Regions from separate parts of the Homo sapiens genome. Here region 2 is linked to region 1. Evidence: chromatin contacts called from ENCODE Hi-C or POLR2A ChIA-PET data. All regions are on one chromosome and are shown on one strand. Each heading gives the region's core, a stretch centred on a gene start or an enhancer-like site at or near the end of the contact. The rest is flanking DNA. Distances are from core to core; before and after follow the strand shown.

The links. Hi-C counts contacts between places; a loop is a spot of excess contacts on that map. ChIA-PET counts read pairs that join two places held with the same protein, here RNA polymerase II (POLR2A). Pooled maps may share reads with other maps.
Region 2: a map of motor neuron shows a loop between it and region 1 (4-fold over the local background). The contact joins two enhancer-like sites. A Hi-C loop is called at or near these places in 10 of 168 maps with a recorded cell type or tissue (B cell, CD4-positive, alpha-beta memory T cell, GM18951 and 6 more), 6 of 37 single-sample maps with no recorded cell type and 16 of 50 pooled maps. POLR2A ChIA-PET finds 5 or more read pairs at or near these places in 11 of 52 experiments (AG04449, GM10248, OCI-LY7 and 4 more).

The regions. Positions count from the first base shown.
Region 1 is chr9:109,886,641-109,889,557 of GRCh38, reverse strand. The region is part of intron 3 of PALM2AKAP2 (PALM2 and AKAP2 fusion); the gene reads right to left. Among named protein-coding and RNA genes, the nearest start is that of PALM2AKAP2, 110 kb to the right of the region's middle. Within about 2 kb of position 1,562, at least 7 of the 41 ENCODE cell types and tissues checked have a DNase peak (open chromatin) inside an H3K27ac peak, as active enhancers do.
Region 2 is chr9:110,155,744-110,158,718 of GRCh38, reverse strand. It overlaps PALM2AKAP2 (PALM2 and AKAP2 fusion), which reads right to left. Exons shown (of 11, transcript NM_007203.5): 9 at 2,222-2,400. It overlaps LOC124902244 (a long non-coding RNA gene), which reads right to left. Exons shown (of 2, transcript XR_007061727.1): 2 at 2,516-2,975. Among named protein-coding and RNA genes, the nearest start is that of C9orf152, 51 kb to the left of the region's middle. RefSeq lists a silencer at 1,677-1,726. Within about 2 kb of position 1,643, at least 9 of the 41 ENCODE cell types and tissues checked have a DNase peak (open chromatin) inside an H3K27ac peak, as active enhancers do.

The DNA of each region.
Region 1 (2,917 bases), core at 313-2,812:
TTTCTGTGTGGTCCTTGGAGGATAGGGCAGGGACCAGAGAGAGGGTAGGAGCTGCAGGGAACAAAACTTTCATCCCAAAGGAGGATCCTCTGTAATAATTAGAGTTGTTCCAGTATATACTTGGGTTTTATTTTGCAAGTAAATGAGTTTCCTGTCACTTTCAGGCTTTGGGGAGAGACTGTTTTTTCACTCCCACTCATTACGTTCATTGCAAATTCAAGAATCAGATAGGAGTTGATCCGCATAACATGTCAGTTATGCATACTCTAAGATTCCATGGTTTTATGAACTGTCATAAAATTATTGCCTTTGCAAAAGCAGCACAATACTGAATGCAAAAACCAAAAAAGCAACTATTTCTTTTTAACTCTGAACAGACTTTCATGGCTCAGTGCATAAGAGAAGCCTTTTATTTTCAAGTAACTGAAACACTTTGTCATTTTGCACTGAGAATCACTAATGTTATCTTCATAAATCTTTTTAGGGTTCTGTATTCTGGAACTACTCGGTGGTGAGATTCTCATCTTAGTATCAATACACATAATGCCAGGCTTTTGAGCAGTAGTTCTCAACTTGGAGAGATTTTGTCCCCCAAGGCAACATTCAGCAATGTCTGGAGACATGTTTTATTATCATGACTGGGAAAGGGCAATGGTGCCCCTGGAAGCCACTAGGTAGAGGCCAGGGATGCTACTAAACATCTTGCAATACTCAAGACAGCCACTCACAACAAATAACTATCCAGCCCTAAATGTCAATAGCACAGCTGTTAAGAAACTCTGCTGTAGGGGGATGGAAGAAACAACAATAAGAACAGCACTATTCTTTTTTTTTTTTTTTTTTTTTGGAGGCAAAATTTTGCTCTTGATGCCCAGGCTGGAGTGCAATGGTGCGATCTCGGCTCACTGCAACCTCCGCCTCCTGGGTTCAAGTGATTTTCCTGCCTCAGCCTCCTGAGTAGCTGGGATTACAAGCGCCTGCAACCACGCCTGGCTAATTTTTTGTATTTTTAGTAGAGAAGAGGTTTCACCATGTTGGCCAGGCTGGTCTCGGACTCCTGACCTCAGGTGATCCATCTGTCTCAGCCTCCCAAAGTGCTGGGATTACAGGCATGAGCCACAGTGCCCAGCCAACAGCACTATTCTTACTGACAACCTGCTGTTCTTGGCACTTCACAAACACACCTGACCTCTACACATTACAACAGCACTGCAAGGTGGGTATAGTTTTCCCCAATGTACAGGCGAGGACACTTAAGTCCAGAGAGTTTACATGGCTTGTCCAAGATCAAACAACTTGTAAATACAGAACTAGGACTCCAGCCAAGTTTGGTCAAGCTCTGAGGTCCGGCTTTCTAGTGAGTTTGCTATGCTGGAGCCCTTTTCAGAAGCACACACTGTTTCCCGCAGAGGTTTAGACTGTACACAGGCTAGAAAGTGCAATCAGGAACAAAGGGCTTCCAAAAGAGACAGAAAGGAGCCAAGCCCAAAATGAAACCTGCACTTCATGAAAGAACCTGAAGGGGGCAGTCTCACCATCATGATGACCACCCACAATAGGCTGAAGACCGGCACCTCCAGAGTCATGGTGCGTCTGATGCACCGCCTTCTGAAGAAGCATGTGTGGAGGTTGAGGAGGGAGAATCACATTACCTGTCCCTCCTCCTACATCACGAGGTGCACGTTAGTGTAATTTCACTCAATATCAGAGGTCTCAAAAAAATTTAGCTTAAAATAACAACTTCTGTTGGGATTTTTGAGAACATGCTTTAGAATTAGGCAGAGTTGAGTTCAAATACTTGCTCTTTCACTTTTTTAAAATTATTTTTCATTCATCTTGTATGTCCTTCCATTGAATTTTTTTAGGGGGGGGCAGCAAGTTACTTCACCTCCTGTGCTTCTCTTCTCTCTTCATCATCATCATCATCATCACTACCTCATGGGAGTATTACAAGGCTTAAATTAGAAAATTAATGAATTAAATGGAGGCAGAAAAGCTAGGCCGCTACCCAGAAGGGAGTGACAAAACAGGAAATATTACACAATATAGAGACACTACTATATAGTTTACTGTATACATAGCATATATAGTTTTATTTTGGAAGGAAACAAAAGAATGGAAACAATAATTGGGCTGCAAATGTGGCTGAACGTGGGGTGGGGACCCCGGCTGGAAGTGCACAGATGTGGAATGCCACTGTGGAGTGTTCCCCTCCCTGCTCAAAAGAACAGTGAATCATGGAGTTAAAAATAGCAAATGTGAAGAACACAATGAATCTCAAGCAAGTGTCCTTTGTGATTTCAATGAATGTTTCAGTGGTTGCCTTTTCTAGAACAGTTGTAAGTAACTGTCATCTTCTTGGTTGCCAAACCCCACAACATAACATACAGATGCTTAATAAGATACATATGCTTATGCCTAATGTCTCTACGCCTTTGGCTTTGAGCCTCCTAACAATATGGAAAATTAAGTGAATTCTGGTATTTACCAGAGACCCACACAGGTACTCAGAGAATCACAGGTCCAATGTGGAAATGAAAAGTACACTTCTATCCTGATTTTTTAAAAGCTGCTTGGCTCTCTCTAGGTTAGCAGTTGAGACTTCAATATTTTATTCAATGAATATTTGATGTGACATATTTTAGAACAGACAGCTGTTCTGATGAATTAGTCATCTCTGTGATGAATCAGTTACTTATACCTAGCCTTTAGTTTTTTGAGAACTCAACCTCTTTCCTCCACTCTGACCCGTTTCCAAAACCACTTCCTTCTATAACAGTAACATTTCTCGGAACAGGTACACTGTTGAGAAAAGAGATCTCTAACCAACTCCTCAAATTAGAGAAACTCAGAATACCAGAGCTGGAAGATCCCGAGAGATGGCTCACTGAAGATATGAGGAAACTGAGACTGAAGA
Region 2 (2,975 bases), core at 394-2,893, 270 kb before region 1:
TTCTTTTTCAAAATGTTTATTTACTGGAAAATATAGAGACAGGAGGCTGCCTCTTTGATTTGTAAGTGAAGGGCAATCAGCATATTAAAACGCTGATTCCAAGCAGCTTCATTCATGCAGAGGAAAAACTCAACCTGGTTGGCATTTGTTAGGTGGCTGCCAGAGTGTCAGCGTGTGCACAAAAGAGCTTCCAGCCCTCTGCCTTTACGAAATGAGTGAGAACTGCCTCTACCCTTCTGTATGGAGTATTTTTCCCTATCATCTGCACTCCAACACAAAAGACATACACAAGTGACAAGTAGAGTGTGTTCAGCAAACACTCGCGTGGGTCACATGCTAAGTGGTTCTACTTGTTCTTCCCCATCCACATCAGAGTGTGGGGCACCCACTTGGCTAAATTCTACCAAAACTGCTGATGTATAGAGCAGAGTCACTGGGAGAAAAGAAACCAGACACCTAGAGCACCAAGTTTCAAAATGATTTAACTTTCAGAAAATTCTTAAGGCAAACTTTATCCTTTGAAGTGGGGCTTCAAAGAAGGGCTGGTGAAAGTGACTGAGTAGCCAGGGAAAAATCCTGCAGGCTCACGAAAGGAGCTGCTGGCTCCCCTACAGTGAGGTTCAGCAGTGGAAATGTCTGCAGCAGCTACCCAGGGCCGGGCATCATCCCACTGTCTAATACAGTGAAGAGCCCAGTAGAATAGCTGCAGCCTAATACAGCAGCTGAGCCAGTGCTCCACGCAGTTCAGGTGTAAACAAAAGGGAAAGCCTGGGAGATGCCAAGTGAGAAGCCAGGCTGCCAGATATCCATTTGCTTTCTTCCTTTCTTTACCGCCATATATTTTGAAAGCAACTTTCAGCATCTGGGCTTCAACTCCAGAAATCCTTTAACTTAGCCAGCTAGGATATAAAAGGCAATAAAACAGCAGGGAATTCTTACTGTGAACTTCATAGCATTCAAGTTTAAGGTGACCAGATGGTTTATCACCCAAACTGGGACACTTTCAAGAGTGAAAGGCAGGCTGGGTGCAGTGGCTCATGTCTGTAATCCCAGCACTTTAGGAGGCTGGGGTGGGAGTATCCCTTGAGCTCAGGAGTTGAAGAACAGTCTGAGCAACATAATGAGACCTCCTTTCTACAAAAAAGTTAAAAAATAAGCCAGGTATGGTGGCATACGCGTGTGGTCCCAGCTATTCAGGAGGCTGAGGCGGGAGGATTGCCTGAACCCAGGAGGTCGAGGCTGCAATGAGCCATGATTACATCAATGCATTCCAGCCTGGGTGACAGAGACAGACCCTGTCTCAACAACAACAACAACAACAACAACAAAAGAGTTGAAGGGGATATTAATAACCACAACACCACAACAGGCATAAGCCAGGACTGTCTCAGGTAAACTCAGTAGGATCCTCAACCAACCCAAGCTATCTGTGACTTAAGTGCAGTCAGGGGAGGAGGTGATGACTTCAATATGTGCTAAGAGACTGGTGCCAGAAGACCCACAGGAGGTTGGCATGAACCCTGAGGCTGATCTCCAGGCTCCTGGGACTGTGTAGAGCAACAGTTCCTATGTCTCTAACCGGAGAAAGAAACCACAGAGCATGTGACTTCCTTCACAGTTAATTTGAACGTTATGTGCAAAGTTCCGAGGGCTTGGGTGTAGCAGAGTAGCCATGTGGTTTTCAACTGTCATTTTCACTGGCTCTTTGCTTTCAAGCTATGCACATGGGCTTGTTAACAGCCCCAAACACACTCAGTCTTTTAAGCACTGTAACATTGTTAGGGATTGCCTAGAGTGTCGGCTTTGAAGGAACAGCATCTTCATCCTTTTCTAGAGAAATAAAATCTCTACTGGGCAATGGTAGAAATCAGCTCCCAGGTGCATAGGGATGATTTCAGGGCACTTGCAACCTTCTCCCTGCGTGGCCCTTGCATGCTGTCTTTCTATGCACCAAACATCTTACACACTAGCCTTGCTGGTCGACTCCAGCTATACTTGGCAGCAAAGGACCAGCTCCCTGCAAGATCAACAATTTTTTTTTGAAACAGGCAAAAACCCAAACCCAGTTCCAGGCATGTGAAACCACATATATGAAAACTGATACTGGAACCCTAATGCTGACCAGACAACGACATACACATTTGTGCCTGAACTGGAATGCCACACGCCACACCGATGGCCGCGCTCAGAGAAGTGAAAGAGGAAAGGAGGAAAAACTTACACTACTATCATCCATTCTCTCGCGCCTTTTAGATTTGTGTGTCTCATAGTCTTCCATGAGGGTCTGCATCAGATTCTTGGGCCGCTGGGTTCCGGCAGCCTCTTCAGGGGCTAAGTCAGGCTGCAAGCTGGGGCCTTCAGTGGTGGGGGATGGAGGAGGTTTGACTTTCTCTATTTTCCCTGAAACAACACGAAGAAAATACCCTTTCTAAGCTTGTCTGCTCATGACTGCTTTTAGAAAGAAAACTGGCAAATAAAAGAGCAACAACCTCTGACACAGAGAGTGGTACCAGAATGATGGTTAAGTGTAGGCCATTTTATTATATTACAGGGATCAAAGCACTTAAGGTTAATGCACAAACCCATCCAAAGATCTCAAGGACACCAAGTTCCAAAAAGTCAGTTAGATCAAACAGGCACAGCACGCATTTTGCAAATATATGTTGGACAGACCGACAGTGGCTCCAGTTGTTTTGAGATATGTATTCTATCACAGATCACAGAATTAGACTGTCAGAGGTGGTGGCACCTTGGAGACTCACAGACCCACTTCTTAACAGATGAAAGCGCTTGAGGCTCTGCCAAGGGAAGGCTGTACTCAAGTCATAGGGAGCCAGTGATGGTACCCAGGCCTCCTGCTTTCCTCACCAGGGTCTATCCTCTATAGCAGAGGAAGTCAATTGTCTGCTGACCTGCCCAGGCTTTTTGTGCAGACAGCCCAGTGTTATAAAACCTTTGAATAAGGATGAAGTTTG